2 separate regions of the Homo sapiens genome follow, and region 2 is linked to region 1. The links are chromatin loops, found by intact Hi-C in ENCODE. Cell type or tissue: Caco-2. All regions are shown on one strand. Each heading gives the region's core, and the rest is flanking DNA. Links, peaks and the distances in the headings are about the cores only.

Region 1 (8,000 bases), core at 1-8,000:
TTTCATATAGACAAGAGAGAACAGAGACTCCTAGAAGCAGGCAGAGAGAAAAAGACAAGTGATCATGAAAATTATTAATAATTATTAATATAAGTTCTGAGATATTTATTATGAGTAAAACCATACATTAGATGGTATGAATTCTATACAAATAAAACTTACACAAATCATCTATTAAACTAATTCAATGGGCACTATTATTCCATTGATAAGCAGAAGAAATAGCTCAATGAATAAGATGGCCTCTCTCTTCAAAGATTACAATTCAGTGAGGAAAACAACATTAAAATCATGATAAAAATAATCATTCAACTGCAATTGTGTGTTATTAAAGAAAAATACAAGATGCCCTGAAAGGGCCTTGCAGGAAAGGGGAGGATCTAGAAGGTCTTCTAGGAAAGGGTTTTAAACTGAGAACTGGAGTTAGCCAGAGAACCAAGATTCTACTAAGCAGAGAAAATAGCTTATGTCAATGTTTTAAGAAGGAAAAAGCATGGTAGGTTTGAGGAAATAGAAGACCTACTGTGACTGGAGCAAAGTAAGCTAGGGAGAGAATTGCACAAGGCTGGGATGTGGGTATAGCAAAGTGAGGTCATTCAAGTGCTTTGGGCCATTGTAAGATTTTGAACTTCATCCCAATAACAGAAGCTAAAGGCAAGTTTGAAGCAAAGGAGTAATATAAACAGGATTGTGTGCATGCATATATGTACACATATACAAATATATTGCACATAAATATGCACACGCATATTACAGGTTATGTATATTTTAATTTCAAGATCACTCAGTATTCAAGGAGAACAAGGCTAAATGGAGGAAAACAGCCACAGGAAACCACTGTAGTTCACAAGAGATGATAGCTATTTGGTCTAGGATGGAAGGTATGGAATTGAGAAAAGAAACTAATTCAAAACAGATTTCAGAAACAGAGTAATAGAATTTGCTAGTTAATCAGGCATGGGGCATGAGGTGAAAGAAGATGTAAAGGATAATGTTTTCTGGCACAACTAATTAAGTTGATGGTGATGTCATTTACTGAGATAGGAAACATCAGAGAAGATTCAGGTTTGGATAGATGTGAAGTCCATGGAGAGTTGTTTTGTTTATTTATTTAGAAGGATACAGGTTGTTATTATTATTATTATTATTATTTGGAGATGGAGTCTTGCTCTGTCGCCAAGCTGGAATGCAGTAGCATGATCTCGGCTCACTGCAGCCTCCAATTCCTGGGTTCAAGCCATTCTCCTGCCTCAGCCTCCCAGGTAGCTGGGATTACAGGCACGTGCCACCATGCCCAGCTAATTTTTGTATTTTATTAGAGATGGGGTTTCACCATGTTGGCCAGGATGGTCTCAATCTCCTGACCTCATGATCCGCCTGCCTCGGCCCCCCAAATGCTGGGATTACAGGCATGAGCCACCGCACCCAGCCAGGTAATTATTTTTAAACTGATAGGAAGCTTACCACAAATAGGGAGATATTGAAGACACAGATAAAAGAGGATACTCAAAAGAGAACCATTCTTGAACAGCAGAAGAGACTTCTCTGAAAAAGCTTCTACTCCAGGGGGTGAGAGAAGTTAAGCATATGTAACGGGGAGAATATTTTAAGTATATCAATATGTCCTTCTCTTTTGCAATTTCTTGTGGCCTGCTCCCACAAATCTTCCTTGGGGATTTAGATGATTTTGGCCAGAAAACAAAGAGGAAGAAAGGAATATATAATAATCAGCTTCAAACATACAAAATGAAGTATTTTACCTGTAAAAAAAAAATAGAAAGTTTGAAAGCCAAAGAAAGAAATTTTTATACTACTTATGTCCCCCTTGTACATATTAAGAGGAAAGATTGAGGGACTAGATCTTAGGGTTTCATACGATAGAGTCCCCAGTGAGGAAAGAGGAGAATGGAGTTCAACCCCATCGCTCACATCCAGAGGGACTGTGGGAAGGAGAAAGATGCCACCACACGCCTCTGCGGGCTGCCTTGGAGAGCTGAACTCGACTCATCTCTTTGCTTATCCATACTTTGTTTCTGCCATTAGAGTGCCTTTTGTGGAATCGGCTTTCCTGCCTCTGCTTCAGAGCTGTAAGAGGGCCTCTGAATTAAGAATCACCTCGGTAGCAGAAGTCTGCAGGCTGAATAGCATGGTCAGGGATTCATAGACAGATTTCAGTGGTGTTGACAAAAATAGCCGAACTCTATAAATTATTTAAAAAGATTTATTCTGGCCAGGCACGGTGGCTCATACCTGTAATCTCAGCACTTTGGGAGACTTGAGGTCGGGAGTTCAAGACCAGCCTGGCCAACATGGTGAAACCCTGTCTCTACTAAAATGCAAAAATTAGCCGGGCATGGTGGCAGGTGCCTGTAGTCCCAGCCACTTGGGAGGCTGGGCCAAATATGAGTGACCATGGCCATGACACAGCCCTCAGGAGACCCTGAGAACAGGTACACAAGGTGGTTGAGACAAAGCTTGGTTTTATACATTTTAGGGAGACATGAGCCATCAATCAAATACATTTAAGATATACATTGGTGCAGTCCAGAAAGGTGGGACAACTTGAAATGGCGGGCTACCAAGTTATAGGTAGATTTAAAATTTTTCTGATTGGCAATTGGCTGAAAGAGTTATTATCAATAGAAAGGAATGCCCAGATTACATAAGAGGTTGTGGACACCAAAGTTGTATCATGCCAATGAAGCCTCCAGGTAGCAGGCTTCAGAGAAAATAGATTGTAAATGTTTCTTATCAGACTTAAGGTGTGTATTGATGTTAAGTACTGGTTGGCTTTTCCTGAATTATAAAATGGAGGAGGGCATAATGAGGCATGTCCGACCACCCCCTTCCCCTCATGGCCTTAACCAGTCTCAGGTTAAATTTGGAAGGCCCTGGCCTAGAGGAGGAAATCCAGTTAGACTTCTCACAAAGCCAGTAAGAGCTGATATAGAGCCCTAAATCATCAGAGAAAATAACTGGAACAAAGCAGGGGTTACAGTGGCTTTCATCAGCAGCTGCAGATATCAGCAGAGCCCTAGGGAGAAGACCATTTGTATAGCAAAGGTCCTCAGCCTAAGGAGAAGCCCAGAGCAGACACCTGCAGCAGAGACCAACATGCCTCCGGGGAACGATGTCCAGGTGGAAGAACCAGTCTCCCTAAGACAGACAAGAACAAGTGAAACCCCCTCCACTTCCCACACCTAGGGGCCAGCAGGCAAAGGACTGGAATTCTGAAAGACATTTACCTAAGTCATCCAAACAGAGCAGTGAATGACAGTCATAAGGTCAACTACAGAAAAATAAAAATAAAAACCTAATTGTTCATTGTACATCTTAGTGTAGCGTTAATAAATCTGAGACCCCGTCTACATTTATAAATAACAATATTATCACATCAACAATGATAGATGTCATGTAAGGTGCATAGTTGAAAGGCTGTAGATAGGATAACTGTCCCTGGGAAAAATTGCATTGACTGCATTTTAAACAGAGGGTACAAATTAAGCAATGGAGAAAAGGAGGGGGACTGTAGCTCAATGTTCATGGATACACCAAGGCTCACAGACACACCAAGATGCTCCCCATCTCATCCACCTGCACAGCAAACACTAGTGGCTCCAGAATCCACCTCCAGACCCCACTCACTTATTAGTAGAGAAAGAGCCAGATTGAACTCCCAATATTTGAAAGATGAAATCAAACCTTCAAGGATGATTTTTTGCATACCAGCTGGGCTGGACAAGACAGGCATGAACAGGCATGAGAATGTATTCATGATTTTAGATGACACAGTTCTCAAGAAAATCCCCTTTTTTGTTATGTTCAGTGATATTCTGGTAACCGTTTAACAACCTCCACTGGGGAAAGGGGAGGACCCTACTTTGTAGTGTTTGCAGATGTCCATGGTATAAATACTCCCACTATGGCCAATTTTAAGCTACTAATGTGATTTCAACCGGCTCACAAAATTCCTCCAAATTTAATAATGGGCATTCAGGAGCCACCAGGAGCTGGCTCCAGCACACCACTGTGACCCTTAAAGAGCCATGATAGGGCATTGTCTATATCAAAATCTAACTTGAGTGGGCCCCACAGACTGATAAGTTTTTACCTGGACTTCTATCTGAGTAATACACATTGTGATCTTCAAAAAGATGGCTCATTAATAAGTCAAATATTAGGCTGAATTAAATCATATAAGCTTCATTCTACTAACCAGCCTATTTTAACTCCTTGTCTGCCTTCATTCTACTAACCAGCCTATTTTATTTTTATTTACCTTGTGTATAGGAAATTGATTTCCCTTTAGCATGACCTTATATTCCATAAAGTAATCATTCTTCAATTGAGCTAGGAATCTGCCATTAACAAGTTGCTTTTTGCAAGTACAGAAAAGCCCTCTGCTGGCTCACTACTGAACGTCAGTGTGCATGCTCTCAGGCTGTTAACCATTCTTTTCCCTGCCTTGCTAAGCTGAGCCAAACTGCAAATTCTGTCTTAAAATGCTATTAAGATAAGAATGGCCTGTTTCTAGTAGATTTCATTGTTGACATATGAGACTTTTCAGTTTATAAATCACATAATGTTGAATCATTCCAAAGATTAGTTATAATAGCCTAAAGAAACTTATAAACATCAAGCTCCCTTTTAAAAATTGTATTCTGAGATATTAAAAAGGGAGAGAGGGAGGGAGGGTCCACTTGCTGGGTACATTAAAAGGAATTACATTTTTTTAAAATGAGGCTTTTGCAACACTTTTTCTAAGTAATAGGGTTAAGTCAAATGCTTTTTGAGAAGGAATTTGAAAGGGAAAAAAATTGTAAAGAACTCATTATTCCACTGTTATTTTAGTCTGATTCAAATATCATATGGCTTGTGGCTTGTACAATGTTTCCAGTTTGGTATTTATTTGCCCCTTTTCTGATTTCTAATAGGAAAACAAGCGAAAGTTTATTTTTTTAAATTTTAATATTTAAGATAAATCTGGGCAAAATAAATCAGTATTACTTTTATAATCAGAAAAAATAAATGTAAGTGCTACATTAAATATATTTTAGAGCGCTCTCTAGTATAATGTTATATAATGGAAAACTTTTTCTCATTTAGTCAACAAATGTTTATTACAGCAGTATTGTCAGATTCTTCTTTCTATAATTGAAAATTTGTCATGACTCAAAAGAATTAGAGCATAATATTCTGATTATGTTTTTGGTTATGGGATTAGAGTGTGTTTATTTTCCCTATATGAATAAGTCTTATATTACTCTTGGTGACTTATGGTGATTCTGTTGGGTGATTTAAATTTGCAATTAGAAGGTCTTGCTTCATTGATGGGCTAGGGAGTTTCTCAAGGTTCTTTGGTTGCAAGTATCGGAAGAAACTAACTCTGCCCAAGCATTAAGCAAAAAGGGGAATTATTGGGTTATTGGAGATCCCACAGAACTAGCAGGAAGGTTGAAGAATCATACTTAGTAAAATGAATATTAGGCTATCATCTAAAATAAATGAATTCCAACTGTTTCATATTTCCTTATAAAAACTCTGCTGAAGATCTGAAGTCCCTCGAGTGCCTGACTAGGTCACATGCCTAACGTTTGGCTATACAGGAGTATCTAGGGACCCCTCGGCTTCCTTTATTAGCTTTCCAAGATTCCATACACTTGGAGGAGTATAATTCCCAAAAGAAAATCAGTGTTGTTAGTCAGAGGCAGCTAAAACAACAAAGGTCCACTACACTGCTTATCCAATTTTGTTCTGTGCCATCACTAACTCCACTGATACAACAGAATGACAGCTACTTCTCTGGGTCTTGGCATCTTCTTTTGTAAAATGAGGCGGATGTGTCAGATGACTTCAAGCTTTCTATATTTCACATTCACAAATCCAATTTAGGCAGACACTGAAACCATCTTTGGAAAATGTTTCTGTCTAAACAAAAGGACTTTCCTTAACCCTTGTCATTCTCAGTCCTCACCATTCCTCCCTCTCAGTTATACTCACATCTTTAAAGAACATCCATAGCTTCCTGGCTCTTGCACATGTACCGCAAGCCTCCAAAACTCAGTGAATCTCACTTGGAAAACTTTTAAATCAAATGCATTTTACTCCAGCATATATGAGGATAAGTTACATTGTCTGAAATATAACATTTCCTTCATCAAAGAATGGATATTCCCAATAATATATGCTAACCTTATTATTATTATTATTATTATTACTTTTAGATGAAGTCTCACTCTGACACCCAGGGTGGAGTGCAGTGGCACAATCTTGGCTCACTGCAACCTCCAACTCCCAGGTTCAAGTGATTCTCTTGCCTCAGCCTCCCGAGTAACTGGGACTACAGGCATGCACCACCATGCCCAGCTAACTTTTGTATTTTTAGTACAGATGGGGTTTCACCATGTTGGCCAGACTGGTCTCGAACTCCTGACCTTGTGATCTGCCCACCACAGCCTCCCAAAGTGCTGGGATTACAGGTGTGAGCCACTATACCTGGCCTGCTTACCTTATTCTTAAGAATAAGGTTCTTTAAATTATGTTCTGTTTAAAATGAAGTTCTGAAGTTCCTTTCACAAAAATAAGAATTCTTTGTCTTAAAGAAAAAGCCTGCTGCTCCATCTAGAGGACATTTTATATTGTCCAATTGAAGGGACTTAGGGAGCCTAATCTAGATGTTCAATGTTCCAAATCTTGCTAAAAAATTCCACAATTTTCTCAAATTCAACTGATTCGGTTTTTTTTTTAGTATTTTCAATGAGCCCATACTATGTAAGAATGAAGAGGATATTTCCCTCATCTCTTAGTTTCAGCCAAAGATTATCTGAGTAGTAACCTTTATTTTTTCATGAAATATTTGGGTACATACTATATACTCACGGTACTTACTTCTGGGATTTTTATGATTTAAAAAATGATTTCTAACAACCACTTACTAGGTCTTAATCATTTTCATCAATTATCAGAATTTTTTTAATTTGACGGTATTTCCCCTAAATATACGAAGACATTGGACAAAAATACTCATGTTCTTTTTCACTTAGAATTACACAGCATTTTTCTCCAAAAAGACTTGCCTGTTAAGAGAGCATGCTATTTTTATTTTTAGTGACCAGAGTGGCAGTTGGGTAATGCTTCACAGCATCTTGGAGAAAATTCCTTTTTTTATGTAAAATCTAGGACCTTATTTTAGTGAAGCAATGTTTCCAGCATGGAAATTCACTTTTAACCACATGGAGGGCAAACATAGCCTCTATTTTCCCACAAACTTCTGTGAGAAAGTCAGATCACACGGTGAGAGCAAAGAAAGGGGGCTAGGAATAAGAAGCTGGAAGAGAATTCCATGGGGAGGAGGGGTCCCTGCCTGATCTTAGGCTATGGCCATCTCAGTCAGGGCAGGGTAGTTGACCATGACCGGACCAGCAGGCGGGGCCCCTCCTAGAACTGCACTGGTTTTGTCAGAGTTAGAAAATCAACCACACAGCAAAGTGTATGAGAACAGAAACAACTGCTGAGCAGAAAGTTTTGCTCTGAGGTCTGACTTGTCCTACTGATCTCATCAAAAAGTTTGCCATATGTCCTGTAGGTATTCAAGAGTGACAAAACAATGTATCCAAACATGGAAGTTACACAAGTCAGGGAAAGAAGAGGAGGAAAACAACAACAGTGGTTAGGATCAGTCTTGATACCTCTTTCACAATGTTCTACATATTCTTGAGATGAAAATACGATTCTTCTAAGGGATAGCTAATGTAATAACTTATAAGTGAATATGGATTTCTTGAAAGCAAAATTGAATGAAATATCGCTTAGAATTCTAAGTGATATTTCAATAAAATATAAATCTCATCTAATGCACCACAGTATGTAAAGCTGGTACAGCAGTCTCTAGTTCCTCTCTTGCCATTCACAAGAGAGCGAGATGATTTGTCCAAAGTCAGAGAGCTAGTGAGCAGCAAAGCTGAGCCCAGGACTGCCTTACGCTTGCTGATCCCCAGCCA
Region 2 (11,202 bases), core at 1,771-9,770, 410 kb before region 1:
TTGGTTAAAATGCATGAGAATTTTAAACAGGTAAACAATTATTTCTGTCTTTTGTCCTTAAAATTTGCTTTTCCATTTTAAATTCATAATCATATAGCTTTTTTTTAGGCAGAGTTATCTCTTTATATATCACTGTTCTTTTACTTTTAATGTGCATTTTCTTTCTCTTTTATGTCTGAGTTTCTACTATTATTGTGCAAACTTCTTGGTTATTTACATATTTTAATTTAATAGTACTTGTATTATAGCAGAAAATAGGTAATTTCAGTTCTCAAAATTTATTTTTGTTGAGATGTCAAACAATCTCACAAAAAGATATGGGAAATGTCATGTGTACACAAACTGCAATATTTTTAAATGCCAAGTTCATAAACTGACATTGTCATTTGGGTAATTAACTGAAGCTACGGATTCTTACACTGATATTGTATGTATGTCCACCTTTTAGTCCTTCTAGCATTGCAATGACGAATGTGTTGGTTTTCTGTATAATACTGAGGTTGTGAATCTGGACAGCAGTAGGATCATCTTCTCGGTAAACCAGAGCTTGATATACTTGGATATTTCCATTAGGTTGAGAAGGAGGAAGGAACGTTAATTGAAATTTTGTAACTTCATCTGGTATCTTCTGAAATGTCATGTTGTTAGGTGGGTCCTTTGGGGCTAAAATAAAATATTTAACAATTAATTTTTAAAAATATTGTATTCCTTTTTATCTCCACATAAATTTATTTGCTTTGAACTTCTGTTTTTAAAGAGTATTCCACAAATTAAACCATATAAACTGCAAAAACTAGCAAAATGACTGACGCATTATAGAATCATTGACATCTGTAATTCACAGCAACCATAATGGTGATCCAGTTTGTTTGTTTTATATGCACTTATTTTTACACAGAATGTGTTTCTATGACATTTTAATCTTTTGTTTGTTTTCGAGACAGGGTCTCCCTTTGTCACCCTGACTGGAGTGCAATGGCATGACAATTTAGAGTCAAAAGAAGTGGCAAAAACAGGACATACCATTTAACTTTCTCCCAGTTTTCCCCATTGGTAATATCTTATGTAACTGGAGTTTATATGAAACCAGGAAACTGATATTGGTACAATACTGTTAATGCTACAGACTTTATCCCAATTTCACCCCTTTCCATGTTTTGTTATACTTTTATGCAATTTTGTCTTCTGTATAGATTCCTTTAACCACCACCGTAAACAAGATATAAAACTATTACATCACCCTAAAGAAACTCTCTCCTAGTATCCTCTTTTATTTGCAGTATATGCTTCTTCACAACACTAATAACTCTTCCTCTGTATAGTTTTGTCATTTTGAAAATGACAATAGCACAATGGCCTTGAGGTCCATCAAGGTGGATACTACATGTATTAATAGTACATTCTTCTTTTTATTGCCGAGTAGTGTTCCATTTTGTGGATGTAGCAGAGTTTGTTTAATCATGGAAAAACATTTGGGTTGTTTCCAGTTTTCATTATTACTAATAAAACTGCAATCAATCTTGGTGACAGATGTTTGTGTGAGCATAATTTTTCAATTCTCTGTGATCAGTGCCCAAGAGTGTGACTACTGGGTCACACAGTAATTTCATGTTTAGTTTTATAAGTGGCTGCAAAATTATTTTCCATTGTGGCTATTCCATTTTACATTCCTACTAGCAATGTATGAGAGGTCCAGTCTTTCTGCATCCCTTGCCAGCATTGGGTATCATCGCCATATTTTAAATTATTACCTTATCTGTTCTAGTACATAGACAATAATACCTTATTGTGGCTTTAATTTGCATTTTCCGAATGGCTAATGGTATTGAAAACTTATGTTGTCATTTTTTGTTTGTTTGTTTGTTTTACCAACAATGTCTCCTTTGTGGTGAAATGTCTGTTCATGTCTTCTGCCAATTTTCTAATTGGATTTTTTTAAATTGCTGGGTTTTAAGAGTTCTTTATATAGTATAAATATTTTAGTTTATTTTAGATAAATAACAGCTTAACATATGACAAGCTAAGCACCAATACATTATTAAAATATGTATGAGGATAAAAGTTATTTTATGAATAAAGGAGCTACTTCTTGATGCATAACATAATTAGTGTTCTTTATATAAGTGACTGATTGAATGACTATATCTATTTTGTTCAACTTGAAATAGTTATATCCTTCCATACTAAGTAAAGAATTTCCATGAAGAAATGTAATATTTGGCTGTCAACAGTTCAGATATTCAAGCTTCATTATCTTGCAAAAAATGTAAATAAATTAACAGCAAAGAATAAAAGAGAGAGAAGCAGATAAACGTACTATTGTGTCAAATATTTCATTTTAAATGGAAAAATGCAAAGCTAAAATAAAGGTTAAGTTGGTTCAAGAGAGATATTTTTGCATTTGTTACTACACGTTTTTATGCTGTGTCATAAATATATTTTCTTATGAGATGTTTCTCTAAATTTAGGATGTGATTTTAAGTCAGATAAACCAAGGAATTCTCTCAATGTTGTAAAAAATTTCCTAGTACCCAGATTTTTGGTTATACACATAAAATTCTACTCTTAGAGATTTAGTAAAAATGTATTAAATTGTGATATCCTTGAAACAGATAGCACATTAAGATTTGACAAACAATGCTTTATGGTATAAATGTGAGTACATTCATCATATCTTTCCTCACAGGTAGGAGGGATTGAGAAGTAAAAAGCATAATCAGAAAATAGATACCTGTGATACTTGGCAGACGAATAGGAACAAATGGAATTTTAGGATGCTGATAATAAAATTTACCTTTTAATTTAGAACCATAACTTTACAGACAAAATGCATAGAGAATATAATGTAACGAAAAAAACTAGCTGTAAAAAAATTTTACTTCCTATACTTACCTTACAGATAGCAACAAATAAACTATAGCAACATATCCCTTCATCTGCTTTTTCCAATGATATATCTGGTGGCAAAGAACATCAGGAGTCTGAAGGAGGATGGGGCAAGCAAGTTCTGGGATGTTGATTTCCAAATTTATTTCTTATTGGTTACAATCTTATTATTCATTCAGACCCTGTTCATAAGAACTTGAGGAAATCTGTATGTATTCTGACATTTATCAAAGAGTTATATAATAAGACATATATTACTTGACTAAGGGAAGACAACAGCTGTGATAAATGTGAGCTGGATTCTACTTTCGAATTCCAGATTATTTAATACTCACAGAGTATTACAAGTTTAATATTCATTCAAATAATGGGACAGAAATAATTGAAATAGAATTTTAGTTGAAGTGTTATTGGATATAGACAGTTGGAAATATTATCTCTTAGGCAAGCTTACTTAATTTCTGAAACAACTAGCAGATTAAATAAGTGCAAAGAAATACAGCGGATACCTTTAATTGTTGCTGTATTTACAAGGATTGAATATTCTACATAACTCCTCTTTACCTCAAAAATATAAATAGAAATCTTCCTTTTTGTCAGTTGCAGAGAGTCACTAATTTTTTTGTTTATATGCTTTAAAAACTTCTCATAACACATATCCTTTTTTGGTGGAGTATGATGAACTGTAAGAAAGCCAGCTAAATCTCAGTCAATTTTTAGCAAGGTTGAGAAATTCTCCTTACCTGATTCTAAAGTAGTAACAATCATTTCAGCACTTGACTTCCCTTCTACATATGCAGCACTAATGTTCCCAGTAAATGCAGTGATCACTACAGAATACCTTGTGAATATTTCTAAATCTTTAATTTCTATGGTTTTATTTTCTTCATTTGACTTGATGAAGGATATATTAAATTCATCATTATCTACCTATAGGAAAATATAAGTAAAAATTAAGGAAGCAGCACTTGAAATCTGAGTCACCAAAACATAATAATACAAAGCTACGTGAGATGTATTTATCTAGCCAAATTTGTATTTATTTATTTTACAATCAGATTGCTCTGGGAAATCTAAAGTGCTATTATAACAGCTTACTAATTATTAATTATTTTAATAGTTGAAAGTAAAAGAAAAAAGACAAACCAGCCAACCGTGATTAACCAACCCATTAAATAAATAAGCAAAAATCATCTTTGCAGTCAATGAAACTCTACTTTTGACTCCAATATTTTGTAGAAGAAAGCATAGAGGTTTTGGTACCTAATCACACAGGCCTCAAATCCCAAATTGGCCACTTATAGCTCCTGTAGTATTTGAGAAACCACCTACACAGTCTAGTCTTTCAATGCATGTAAAATTGGGCTAATAACAACTATTTACAGTGTTTCACTGAGATTTAGAAAGGACAAATCTAAAGTAGTTGGCACATAGATTTCAATATTTTTTCACCATTACCCACAAAAGGAAACACTCTTTGTAACATAATTCAGAAGATAAGACTGATAGATATAAAATATATACGTATCTTATGACTGTAACACATTTTTCAGAAATACACCATCTTTCTGAAGTACACTTTGATATTTTCTGCTCTTTTTAACTTTATTCCACCTCATTTAAAAATTCTGATGATGGCTGCAGTTTGAAAAACTCTGATTTAGTACTATGTGTAGCACTGGATAGTAATTAATTGTGGATGTCATAATTATTAATGTGCATAAATGAGTGTCTTTAGGCATATGAAATGTAGCTATATGATTTGTTCAAACATAGTCTGTCCTTTATGGAGGTTCTGGCCTATTCACTCCAGATATTAAACATAACTAAACTTGCTAGCACTAAGTAGAAGGGCTTTTCCCAAGATAACCATGAGAAAATTCAAAATCCTATCATACATACTACTTTCAGGTATCTTAATTGAAACACTTAAAACCAGGTTTTATACACAGTGAACACTATTAAGTCCATTTTCAACTTGACCTTCCCTTATAACTTTGAAATATTTTTTGTTTGGTTGGTTGGTTCAATGTATTCTTTTAATGCTCTTTGCTAAGAACATATTTTATTGATAATATGGCGAAACACACATTGATTTGCATATGGTATAACTATATTGTAAATGTTGTCCTGGAAACTCATTTATAGAGATGTTTGCTGAGGTAATGTAAATAAAATTAACTCAATTTTTTTTTAAAAAAAAGATGTTGCTATAAAAAAAGAAAAAAAAGAAACATAGTAAAAGGATGATATAAATAATACTATCGTTGCATACAGTCAAATAGATCATTCCCACCTTAAGACAGAGCAGTGGACAGAAATGCCCCACTTCTCGAAAATGGAAGAAAAACAAATCAGCGTAGAAATCCTATTGATCAGGAATATATGCCACTGGCAGAAAATGTGTATTTAACTAGTTGTTAACATTTGAATATCACATAAAAATATGCTTTTTGTAATTTTCCTTAAGACTAGGCTTAATTTCATGCTGAAAAAATATTATTGAGAGGTGCAGAGATGGGTAACTATTGACCTCTGTAAAGGGGCCTGGGTCCCATTCATTGGAGCCCCACTCAATTGGCTTCACTTTGACTACTGGTTCATGTCACTTGTCTTTTATAGCTATTTGAATTCTGATTTTATAGAGGTAAGGTGACTTCCTCAGGGTTACTTAGTAGCAGAGGAAGGATTTGAGCCCAGGTCTTTCAAGAGTCCATAGAATTCTACACTTCCACAAGGTCACTGGGTTTGATCTTATAAATTTAACTATTTATAATTTATAAATTATAAATTTATAATTTATAAGTATAATTTATAAATTATACTCTTCCAATGCCTTCCATTAAAACAATAGATAACAAATATCAAGTCGCAAAATATGACATGGCACGCATATATTATATCTTTAAAAGTATTTAACAAAATTTGAAAGGAATTCTCGGTCCTCAAATTTGGCAGTACAAAAGATCATCATTACCTTTCTTTATTAAACCTACTACACCTTTGTTGTTGTTAGCTATTACTTGTCCACTTACCCAGGACTGAAATCACATCTTTCTGACTCATTTTCCTTCAATCAATTCCAAGTTTGTTTGCTCATATTGTACTTGATAATCTATTGTTATAAAATGTCTTTCATCATTTTTGAAGTGTTACTTTATATTCATTATCAGCAATTAGACTCTGGTTCTCCTCTTCCTGCCCCACTTCCTATTTTTTTTCTCTTCCTACCCCGCCTCCACCCTTTCCCATCTTGTGTACCCCTATTCATTCGTCAAGTCCTAGAATATATTTAACCTGCTCTATGAAGTCTCCTTTATCTTCTATTCCTCCCATAACAGGAACTTTAATTATTTTGTTACCTTATATTCCCCACAAAACTTCATACCTCAAACTCTATAATTAGCTGTTTCTATTCCAGTGTGTACCACTAGGGTGTGAGCTACCTGACAGCAGAGCTTTATGTTTTTCATCCTTGTCTTGATGCACAGAAGCTACTCATAACAATTTGTTCAGTCAAAGAGTAAAAGGAACAATGAAAATGATCCTAAATGCATTAATTTCCAGCAGAATCATCTAGGATGATATTTACATTTTATTAAGATTGACAATTTTTGTTTACACTTTTAAAGTTAAGAGTTTTATCGGTGTGGCTAGTATTTTGTAGAAGACAGGCTGCACAATAAGTCCCAAGTGCAATGCTATGTATTCTTCCTTAGTCTGGGAACCAGTGATTCTTGAATGTTGATAATTACATATTAATGAAATGAGCTGCAGAAGTGCTTTATCAGAGTTGTTCACTTCTACATATCCAGCACCTAGCACAGTTCTGGTACATTGGAAGTATTTTAAAATGTGTGAGGAAGGAAGGAAGGAAGTAAGGGAAGGAGGGAGGGTGGGAGGGAGGAAGGAAGGAAGGAAGGAAGGAAGGAAGGAAATACCTCTACTTAATTCCAAGAATCCTAAAGAAACTGTGAATTACTAGGTTCTATCTGAATCTGTTCTTGCTATTGTTGATCTAAAGGAGTTTTGGTGAGGCTATATTTATGTTGGCGAATTTTATTTGTTATTTAATGACCTTCCCTTTCTCCTGTCAAACCATTGTTGATCTGTTAGTTTTAGCCAAGTCTTAGCTCTGTGAGAAGTTATTCACCGTCTCTGTTCCTTAGATTTCTTTTATGCAAAATGAAGGTAATAATGTTTATATGAAAATATTGCTGGATAACATATAATAAGATAATGAATAGGAAGAGATGAACATGTAACTTGTAGAAAATAAGCAATTAAAATATTTGTTATCTTCCCATTCTACCCTCTTTCCCTTGCTCACTTTGAAACTCAGCAAGAAGGCTACAAGAATGAGATTACAAAATCACTTCTTAATATGTTTTATTTTTTTTGTTCCTTTAAGCAGAATTTCCAAGGGAGAACTATTTTCATTAATAAAGTGCCTTTCATTTGACAGAGTAAAGCTTTATCATTTTATAATTTGTTTTTAATGCATATTCCCAGGGCATTCATCATTCGTGCTAATTATTTTTGGCTAATTACATACTAAAATCTTCACAAATATGCTCTACAAAAGGAACAGAAAATAGAGACTGAATTGGAGAACAAATACATCAACAATTCTTTCAATTTTATTTTAATGATGACAGGTCTTTTGAGATAGAAGCATTATATCTCCATTTAAGGAATACTACAAAGACATAATAAAATTATAAAGTTGGTCAAGAGACAGAGAGAAAGGAGGAGAAATCACTATGCTATACAATTTAATGCATAAGATGCTATTAGAAAACTGTGTTCATCAGGCCCAGCAAAACCCAAGCAGGGTGCAAAGGAAATACTTCCAGTCTTTATTCTGGCTAACAGTTCTGCATTATTGACATCATTGAGCATCCTATCTTATATGAAGGGTTTGACTTTCATACCTGGATTTCCATCCAAATGGCTATCTACTCCCATTCAGTCTCTTCAATGGCCTCTTATTTAAGTGTTGATAGTCCCCAGGGTGCTGTCCTTAGGTTGTCATCTTACTTTGCACATTCCATAGTGAATCTCATTCACTCTTATAATTTTGACTATCTTCTAAATACTAACATTACCCAAATCTGGAAATCCAGAATTTCTCTCCTGAGCTCCAGATCCATATTTAATACTGCCAATGGGTGTATTGACCTGGAGGACTGCCACATATTTCAAACTCAGTGTGTCTAATACTGAACTCATTCCTTTCCTCTACAGATCTGTTCCTCCTCATAATCTTCTGTCATATAACTTACAATCATCCTTAATTATCCTACTCACTCACCATCATGAGTTAGTTGATTTTTCACCAAATTCTATAGGTTTAGATTATTTTTCATTCGTTCTCTTGCTACATTTCCTCTGTTCTTTTTCCTTGCCCTTTTATAGTTTCCTGTCTCCTTGCCTGATTTTACACCCCCCATACTGCTCTCAATCTATCCTCTACACTGCAACCATGCCTATGTTATACAGTAGAAATCTGTATCACCAACTGGCACCCCACTGCCCTTAACATAAAACCCTAACTCTGTAACTTGTTGTATAGTCAGCCTCTGGATCTAGCCTCATCTCTTAGAACTTATTTTTTTTAATGCTATAGCCTGGGATTGCCAAAAGACTTGATTTTTCTTGAATGAGGCTTACTTTTTTACACCCCTATTCCCATTTACCTTTTATGTTCTGCTTCACTTATTTTTCAAGACTTAGCTCTGATGTTATTTTATCTGGAAGATATTTCTCCTAATGCCTTCTCTCTTCTCATTTTGTATTATGAATTACTTTCTACCGTACTGTAAACCAGATATTTGTATTACTACCAATTTAACCACTTGTATGTGTGTATATATACATACATATATATACACATTCTATACACTGATAAAACATATTATAATAATGTTACTAATATCTTATATTTATTGAGCATTTACCATATCTCAGGGAATGTTCCAAGTTCTTTATGCATGTTAACTGATTCAGTCCTCATACCCTGTTTACTATTATTAATCTTTACAGATGTAGACATTGAAACACAAACAAGTAAAGTAATTTTCCTACTGTCTAACAGAGCCAAAATTCAAATTCAAATAGTCTGGTTCCAAATCTTGTATTATTAACCATTTTATACTGGCTTTTACAGAAGGTAAGACATGCCTTACCGATTTGACATCAATCAGATAACATGTTGGTCCAGTAATGACAGCAGGTTCACTCCAGCTTATGCTGATGCTAAAAGGTGATGTTGCTACTACATGAACATTTTCAGGAGGACCATCTGGAGCTATGACAATAGAAAATTAATTATCTAGCTACATTAGAATTAGTACTTGCTACAGCACAATAATAGAAAAGACCATGAAAAATGGATAGTCATAATAAATTAATTTTAATTTTACATTAATTTATATTTCACAGAGTGCTAAAGGCATTACCAAATAAAAAGATCCAATTCTTTAAAATTAGTTACTCTAGATGAACAACTTCCACATGAAAACTTAATTAATTAAAATCATAAGTTCATTATTTTAAAACTTGAAATAATATTTTGAAAGGAAAGCATTACTATTGCTAAAGTAAACCTTTTTAAGCAAATATTTTTATTTTAAAACAGTTAACCTAGCAATGCTGTTTTAAGAAAACCCTTGCAGAAACGTAGTATTTGACTACAGAGAGATAGAGAAGCACAGCTGAAAATTAAAACTGGTATAATGAAAGTATACATATATTGTTTTACAAATGTAAATTGAGTTGATTTTATTGTTTTCACTGAGGGTGGAGAATATGAAATGGTTATTCAATTGTTCTGATCTATTATTAGAAATGCAATCTTCAAATATTTCTTGAATTCCTTATGACTCCAATTAAATTCTTTAATTTGTTCTACTTTCTTAATTTGTCCTACTTTGTTATTTTTTCAGTAACGCAAAACAAGAGACAATATCTTAAAAATGTTTCTGTTTAAAATCCTTATGTGTACAATTTCAATTTGTGAAGCCACTGGGAATTAGGAGAGATAATAGTATGCAGGGAAAGATTTAGCCACAGTTAATTTCACACAGACATTAACCTAAGAACACTGCTGCACACACCTCTGTCCTCCTGGGGCCCCTAGTCAATTCTAATGATATTAAATATTGAGAGATAAGTATTTCCCAATATTTTCAATTTTTAAATACATATGGGCAAACATTATTGAAAAAGTACTATCCCACAGATCCGGAGAAGATATAATCAGGAAGATGAAATATTCCTTTCCTCAAATAACTCATAATCTAGCAAGAATACAAGTTGTATGATCTTGGTGAAACACCAAAATGTTTGGACCTCAGTTTCCCCATCATATGAATATTTTATAGTGCTTTAAAAGAAATTATGAAAACAAAGTATGTAAAAGTGGCTAGTTCAGTATTTGCCACATTGTTGTCAATTACCAAGGTATCATAAAAGATAAAGATAAGGGATAAATAGAAATAAATAACATATAATCTACAATGAGAGAGCAAAGTGATGATACAGATGGGGCAGGGTTGCAAGGTAAAGATGCACAGTGAAGGTGGGAATTGCACTAGTCTTTGATAGATGAGAAGGATAGAGCAGGGTTAGGGGCACTTCTGTGATAAGGGGAGGATCATAGAAAAGCCACAAAGACATAAACAACAGGACCCACAGACAGATAGAGTTGTATTGCTGTAGAATTGCTTATCTTGGTAATGTTATTATTTTACAAGTAAAAAATAAATTACTCTAGGAAGGAGTCAATAAACTTCACCAGATTTCCAAAGGGATTCATGGTACAAAAAAAGATTCAGAATCCCTAAATCCAAGAAACAGAACTATCACAGAGAGACCAGTATTTATGGAGGAATAAAAATGTACAAGCCCAAGTAGTAATTTAGGAATTAAGCTAGAGAGTACCTGATTGTTACGTTAAAGAATTTGGAGTTTATTCTTTAAATAGTGGGATTCCGCTGAGGTTTTTGAGAAAAGAATTATTTTTCCATTGATTTAGGAAGACAACTCAGGTAACTATGAAAAAGTTAAGTTATTTGAAAAACACTGAGTGTAGATAAGCTCTTTCCAAAAGGCCAAGTAAAACATGAGATCCTAAATAAGAATAGTGACAGAAGGGATAGATAGAAGGAGATGAAACCTAGAGTCACTATAGAAAGATTAATAAAAAGAACTCGGAATAATTTGATGTGGGTGCAAATTGAGATAGAGAAAGTAGTAAAAGCTAACTCATGCATTAATATTAGTGAATTTTGGCAGTTCACAACAGCACATTCA

What was found. A loop is a pair of places that touch in the nucleus more often than their neighbours do. Peaks named below come from ENCODE experiments on the same cell type or tissue, not always from the same donor. Only the 100,000 strongest peaks of a DNase experiment are listed, where the experiment ranks them.
Region 2: it touches region 1 in a loop (3-fold over the local background); 3 of 110 quality-filtered maps call a loop at or near these places.

What each region holds. Positions count from the first base shown.
Region 1 is chr12:80,191,737-80,199,736 of GRCh38, reverse strand. All of the region lies in intron 1 of OTOGL (otogelin like), which reads right to left. Among named protein-coding and RNA genes, the nearest start is that of OTOGL, 96 kb to the right of the region's middle. In Caco-2, for the core only: a CTCF peak has its summit at 4,395 (motif pointing left); DNase peaks (open chromatin) are centred at 3,106 and 4,416.
Region 2 is chr12:80,603,053-80,614,254 of GRCh38, reverse strand. PTPRQ (protein tyrosine phosphatase receptor type Q) reads right to left here. Exons shown (of 45, transcript NM_001145026.2): 27 at 9,075-9,196; 28 at 3,630-3,816; 29 at 419-663. The region is part of intron 1 of LOC105369867 (a long non-coding RNA gene); the gene reads left to right. Among named protein-coding and RNA genes, the nearest start is that of MYF6, 99 kb to the left of the region's middle. In Caco-2, for the core only: a CTCF peak has its summit at 6,327; no DNase peak of the experiment used is centred there.